2 separate regions of the Homo sapiens genome follow, and region 1 is linked to region 2. A link is a loop called in an ENCODE intact Hi-C map of the cell type or tissue named here. Cell type or tissue: dorsolateral prefrontal cortex. All regions are shown on one strand. Each heading gives the region's core, and the rest is flanking DNA. Links, peaks and the distances in the headings are about the cores only.

Region 1 (2,815 bases), core at 116-2,615, 190 kb before region 2:
ATACCAGCTTTCTTTCAAAAAATATTTTTTAATGTACCCTGCTCTTGCTGTCTCAGGTCCTTCACTCACACTGTTTTGATTGATTAGAATGTTTTGTTCCCACTTCCCCAATGTCTTTCCCTTCTCTTCCTCCTACTCAACCTTCGGGTGTCATCTGAAACATCACTGTCTCCAAGAAGCCTTCTCTGAGTTCCTGGACCAGATTTGTCTCCTTCTATCAGCTCCCTTTGTGCCTGTCTTTCATAACTTCTGCTGACTGAAAGACTCATATGACTTTTCAGCATCTGTCTTCCCCACTAGTTTGTAAGCTCCATGAAGACAGACACCTGAATTGTTTACTGCTGTATCCCCAGTGTCTAGGACAGTGTTGAGCACAGAACAGACACACAACTCTTCTGAATGATTCCTAAATGTGCTCCACCAAATCATCTATACACTGAAGTTGGCTTTGTTCCAGGAAAACACTTGAATGACAAGTCATAACCAAGCCACATAACATTTGAAGTGTCCTTGTACCTGTTGAGGGTGGGGAATATAATGTTGGTTCCCACCCTCCCATCCCCCACTAGGACTTTCCTATATTGGTGTGGCTTTTATGGGCAGGGACACCCTCACTATACTTAGAGTACTGCATATTTACTTCTTGGCTTTACCAGGCACATGGAGATTAGAAAGTAGGTACCATGAAGGATCATAAAATGCTCCTGATATTGCAGGAAACTCAGTAGTCTGGCAGGGTCTTTAGTGAAGTAGTGGGAAGTTCTGTCAGGGGGTAGGGCCTGTGGCTGTGGAATTGCTGTTTGTCATTGTACCAGGATTGATGTGCTCGGTGCCCAGAAGGCAGTAAGCTCTGCTCCCTAGCAGCCTTGGTAAGTTGAGTTTCTCACTTGCAGAACTTTTACTTCCTTTCGCAGTGTGCATTAGCAAATCAGAGAGACTGTAAAAGCTGGAGCCAGTCCAGTCGAATTCCACAGGTGCTCCAGAGACCGTGGGTTGGTGAGGTAACATCCAGGGCATGGCTCTCAGAGGCCAGAAGTAGGGAGGGGCGCAGAGTTTGGCCTGGCAAGCTGTGTTTACAGGTTTGCTGGGCTGAGTGGATCACAGGAGGGGGTCCTGGGGCAGAGCCAAAGAGCTTGGTTACCAAGAGTGCAGAAAGAAACAAGCACTGTGCCAGGATGTAGGAGTCAAGCCTCAGACTCCGGAACAAAGTGGGAGGATTGAGAGCCAGTGAAGCCAGTCCATCAGAATGCCAAGCTGGTAGGCACAGAGGAGGCAAGGAGCAAAGGGTCAGTACAGACAAAAGAGAGCTGGGGCAAGATGCAGGAGGCAGGAACCAGGTCTGGAGGATGCGCTACGAATGTGGAGGAATTCTCCTGGAGGTGGTCAGTCAGTCGTGCCCTTGATAGGCTGGAAATAGGGTCAGAAACACATCAACCCTCACCCTCAAGCCAACTTTGCATTTCCTCCTGGCACTCGTACTTGCAAAAACACATAGCTCTCATTTCTCTAATTATGTATTCAAAAAGAAAGTTTTGATTTTTCTGGTCAAGGGCTTCTTGCAAAATCAAACTACGTTTGCCAAATATAGCCCCGGTGACCACAAGCCATCAGCAGGCCTGGGTCTGAGTTCACACCTGCTCAACATTCCTGCATTGCCAGTGGTGATCCAGCTGAGATACAATTCTGAGTCAATTTTGTCATTGGATAATGGCACTACTGATTTTTCCTAGGCTTTTTATTCTGTTTTAGAAATTCTGCTTCAGACATACCAAAGGTAATGAAATAGACATATCTCATATTTCTGTCCTTGTTTCATATTACAGTCCACCCTCCATATCTGTGGGCTCCCATCCATGGATTCAACCAACCTTAGGATATAAATATTTGAAAATAAATTGTGTCTGTACTGAACATGTACAGACATTTTCCCCTTGTCATTATTCTCTAAACAATACAGTTTATTTATATAGCACTTACATTGTATTAGGTGTCATAAGTAATCTAGAGATGTTTTAAAGTGTATGGGATGACGTGTGTAGGCTATGTGTAAAAGACTATGCCATTTTATATCAGGGGACTTGAGCACCCAAGGATTTTGGTATCCACCGGAGGTCCTGGTACCAATACCCTGCAGATACCAAGGGATAAGTGTGTTTCATGTTGCTGTGTATGGTGGCAGAGTTGGTATGGACTTAGGCTTTAAGATCAAGAGGACCTGAGTTTAAATGCTGTTTTCCCCTGAGTAGCTGTGTGACCTTGGACAAATTATGAATGAGTCGGTTATCTCAAATGTAACTACAGAGAAATAGCAGTACCTCCCTCTGTTTATTGCGTGTCCATGACAATGCGCAGAGAACACCCCCATCCTAGTAGGTGAGCAATAAATGATAGCTATTATTTTTCCCATTTGAGCTGCTTGGTTAAAATTATGAGTGTCATAGAAAATATGGGTGTATGAAAATAATTGATGAATTGAGTAACATTTTAAGTTCAAGAGGTAAACCTATTGCTTTCCATTACTCTTTCCTCTAGTAATGGGTGAATAACAATAAAACAGAAGGCCAGACCTGTCAACGTGATTTTCCATTAATGAGATATAGTTAAGAGTCCATGGTACTTCGTGTGCTACTTGGAAATAGGCAGTACTGGTCACAACCTTATCCTTTTAAATCATGCTATTTAGACAGCTCCTCTGAGAGCTGTCACATAGTTCCACATTTATGTGCAAATTGGGGGAAATCCTGTTAGTCCATGCTTTGTCGTAAGTTAAAGCCTTGGTCAGGTCTTAAATGAATGACATGGGTGAATTAAGTTT
Region 2 (2,815 bases), core at 41-2,540:
GCCCTCGAACATCGGACTCCAAGTTCTTCAGTTTTGGGACTTGAACTGGCTTTCCTTGCTTCTCAGTTTGCAGACAGCCTATTGTGAGACCGTGTGATCATGTGATTTAATACTTAATAAACTCCCCTTTATATACATACATATATACATACATATATACATATATACTAATATGTATATGTATATATATCCTAATGAATATCCTATTTGTTCTGTCCCTTTAGAGAACCCTAATACACCATCCTTCCTTCCTTCTTCCTCCAGTCATATCCCTAAAACTAAACATGATTGGGTTCTGCTTCCTGTATAAAAGCTTTGGGGCTTCCCCCATTATTCCTTGGGATAATAATCTAGAACAATTTCACAGCTACCTCTCCATGACACAAAGGCCCTTTTGACTGGCTGTTCCATGAAGCCTGTTTCTTTCTCTCCGCTCTCTCAGTTTGCTTTCACGCTTCCTGCGACTTCAGTGTCCCTCTCCCTGAGCCCTTTCCTTGGCCACTTCTAAATTCCCATTCAATTCTTCACAGTCTCTCTCAACACTTTGGACGTAGCAACTTCTTCTTTTGAGCGCCCACAGCACCTTCTATACCCTGCCAATAGATTTACTACATTGTATTAAAATCTATTTTTGGCTTATCACATCCTTGAAATGTGAGCTCCCCCAAAACAATGCTTGTTTTATTTATCTTTGTATCCCCAGTGCCTTGCTCAGTGCCTGGGATGATCCTGGGCCTGATGGATGTTTGTTAATAAAGGTAGGAAGAGGTAGAGCTTGGCTTCATTACTTCGCTTCTTTCAGGTGTTTATCCTGAATGTTCCTGTTCCAAGAGTTGCCTAGCTTTCCTCCTGCTTTTACCTTACTTTAAATATTAAAAAACACTGCGGTGGTCTTAGTTGTTTGGGCTGCCATAACAGAATACCGTATACTGGATGGCTTAAACAACAGAAATTTATATCTCACAGTTCTGGAGGCTGAGAAGTCCAAGATCACGGTGTCAGCTGATACGGTTCCTGGTGAAGGTCCTCTTCTGGGTTGCAGGCTGATGACTTCTCACTGTATCATCACAGGATGGAAAGAGAGAGAGCTCTGTGGGTTCCTCTGGTAAAGGCACTCATTCCACACATGAGGCCTCTACTTAATTACTCCTCAAAGGACCCTTCTCCTAATACCATCATACTGCAGGTTAGGATTTCAGCATATGAATTTGGTGTGTAGGGCCAAGAACATGCAGTCTTAATAGCTACAGTCCCATTCCTCCTTGAACCTTATTCATCCCACATCTCTATTTGTCTTTAGGGCACAGAATGTAGGCTAAAAGGATGGATTCTGGAATGACACTGCCTCTATTCTCATCACCACTTACCTGTTGTGAAACTTTTGGCAAATTGCTCAACCACCCCATGCCTCAGTTTCCTCATCTTTAAACTAGAGATAATTATATACTTATTTCATGGAGTTGTATGAGCATTAAATAAGTTCAAACTTAGAAGAGGACCTGACCCTGAGGACGCATACAGGGAATGTTAGCTGTTACTAGTTTTACAAGAATGTGAATTCTCCATCTGTGATCCTCTCTCTCCTCTCCTCCAAGCGCCTTCCTCTGGGTCCCACAGTCTACCTCTCTTATCTCACCTGCCACCTGGCTTCAAAATTGTCTGTGCACCTGTACTTCTCAGTAGCTGTTAAGTCATTTTAAGACATGCCATATCTTTTTATTTTGATTCACTCCCTGCCTGCCACTCTCCCCTAGAAGATATAGGCACAGAGTTGGCACTCAACAAATTACCACATTTAGGGGTACATCATCGACTATTAGCCAATATGATCTAATGGAAAAGTGACAGGCTATCACAGTCATCACTCTCCTCCCAACAGTGCTTTTTCAATAGAGTGTCTTCTAAAGCCATTTACCCACTTTATACCCAATTCTTCCACAATTATATTAAATTTTAAAAAGTGACTAATGAATAATGGACAATTCAAATCAGATAGGAGACAGTGGAGTCTGGCCAAGCAGGGAGGGGCATGGCCCTCCCAGAATTGACCATCATGCTGTGTGTGTTGGCTGCCTTCATAGTTCATTCACTGAGCCAGCCCGGGGGTTAAAGAATAATGAGATCGTGAAGGGTGCAAACAAAATCAGTCTCAATACTTTGTAATATAGTGCATTTATTACTTGTGTTTATCTGTGTGCATGCCCACACACAGCCCTGCTGCGTTATTTTAAGCCAAGAAAGGGACATGCTACAATGTATGTATCGAAGCAGTAGAACTATGTTGAAATTGTTGAGTAGCACAGGCAAATTGCCACCTGCTGTGTATCTTGAAGCCAGAACATTGGAGCCTATTACAGGTGAGTTTGAACTAATAGTAATGTGCTTCTCACTTAAAATCTTCTATCAATCATACTATTTATAGTTTTTCCTGTAATCAAATTTAGAGGGGTATTAAAAAATTGAAATGCAGAGAAGGCTCTTCTGCCACCACTTCCTTTAGTTCGATATTCAGTGGCATCCCTACTGTGTGAAGGCTGACTTGAAAGTTTGGCAAGGCTGGCTTCTCTAGGGCATCTCCTGCTACACTGAAGCAATTCTGCACCACCTTTCCAGGTGCTCTCAATCAGCAATGCTGAAGGAAGAAGAATGCAGAGTTCCTTTTAGTAGAACATTTTCCTCACTTCCTCTTTGCTCTTCTTGCTTGAGGCAGGTTGATAGGCATGGCTGGCAGCCCAAATTGCAGTGCCCAATAAGCAACCCTTAGAGAGCCAAAGTGCATCCTCCCACACTGATTCTAGCTTCTCTTAAAGTCAGA

Evidence for each region. Peaks named below come from ENCODE experiments on the same cell type or tissue, not always from the same donor. Only the 100,000 strongest peaks of a DNase experiment are listed, where the experiment ranks them.
Region 1: it touches region 2 in a loop (25-fold over the local background); 10 of 110 quality-filtered maps call a loop at or near these places.

What each region holds. Positions count from the first base shown.
Region 1 is chr12:26,134,162-26,136,976 of GRCh38, forward strand. It overlaps a transcript of SSPN not described here. Among named protein-coding and RNA genes, the nearest start is that of BHLHE41, 11 kb to the left of the region's middle. In dorsolateral prefrontal cortex, for the core only: no CTCF peak of the experiment used is centred there; a DNase peak (open chromatin) is centred at 1,130.
Region 2 is chr12:26,325,420-26,328,234 of GRCh38, forward strand. The region is part of intron 1 of ITPR2-AS2 (ITPR2 antisense RNA 2); the gene reads left to right. It overlaps LOC107984482 (a long non-coding RNA gene), which reads right to left. Exons shown (of 3, transcript XR_001749054.2): 2 at 965-1,057. Among named protein-coding and RNA genes, the nearest start is that of ITPR2-AS2, 7.9 kb to the left of the region's middle. In dorsolateral prefrontal cortex, for the core only: no CTCF peak of the experiment used is centred there; no DNase peak of the experiment used is centred there; H3K27ac peaks cover 270 bases.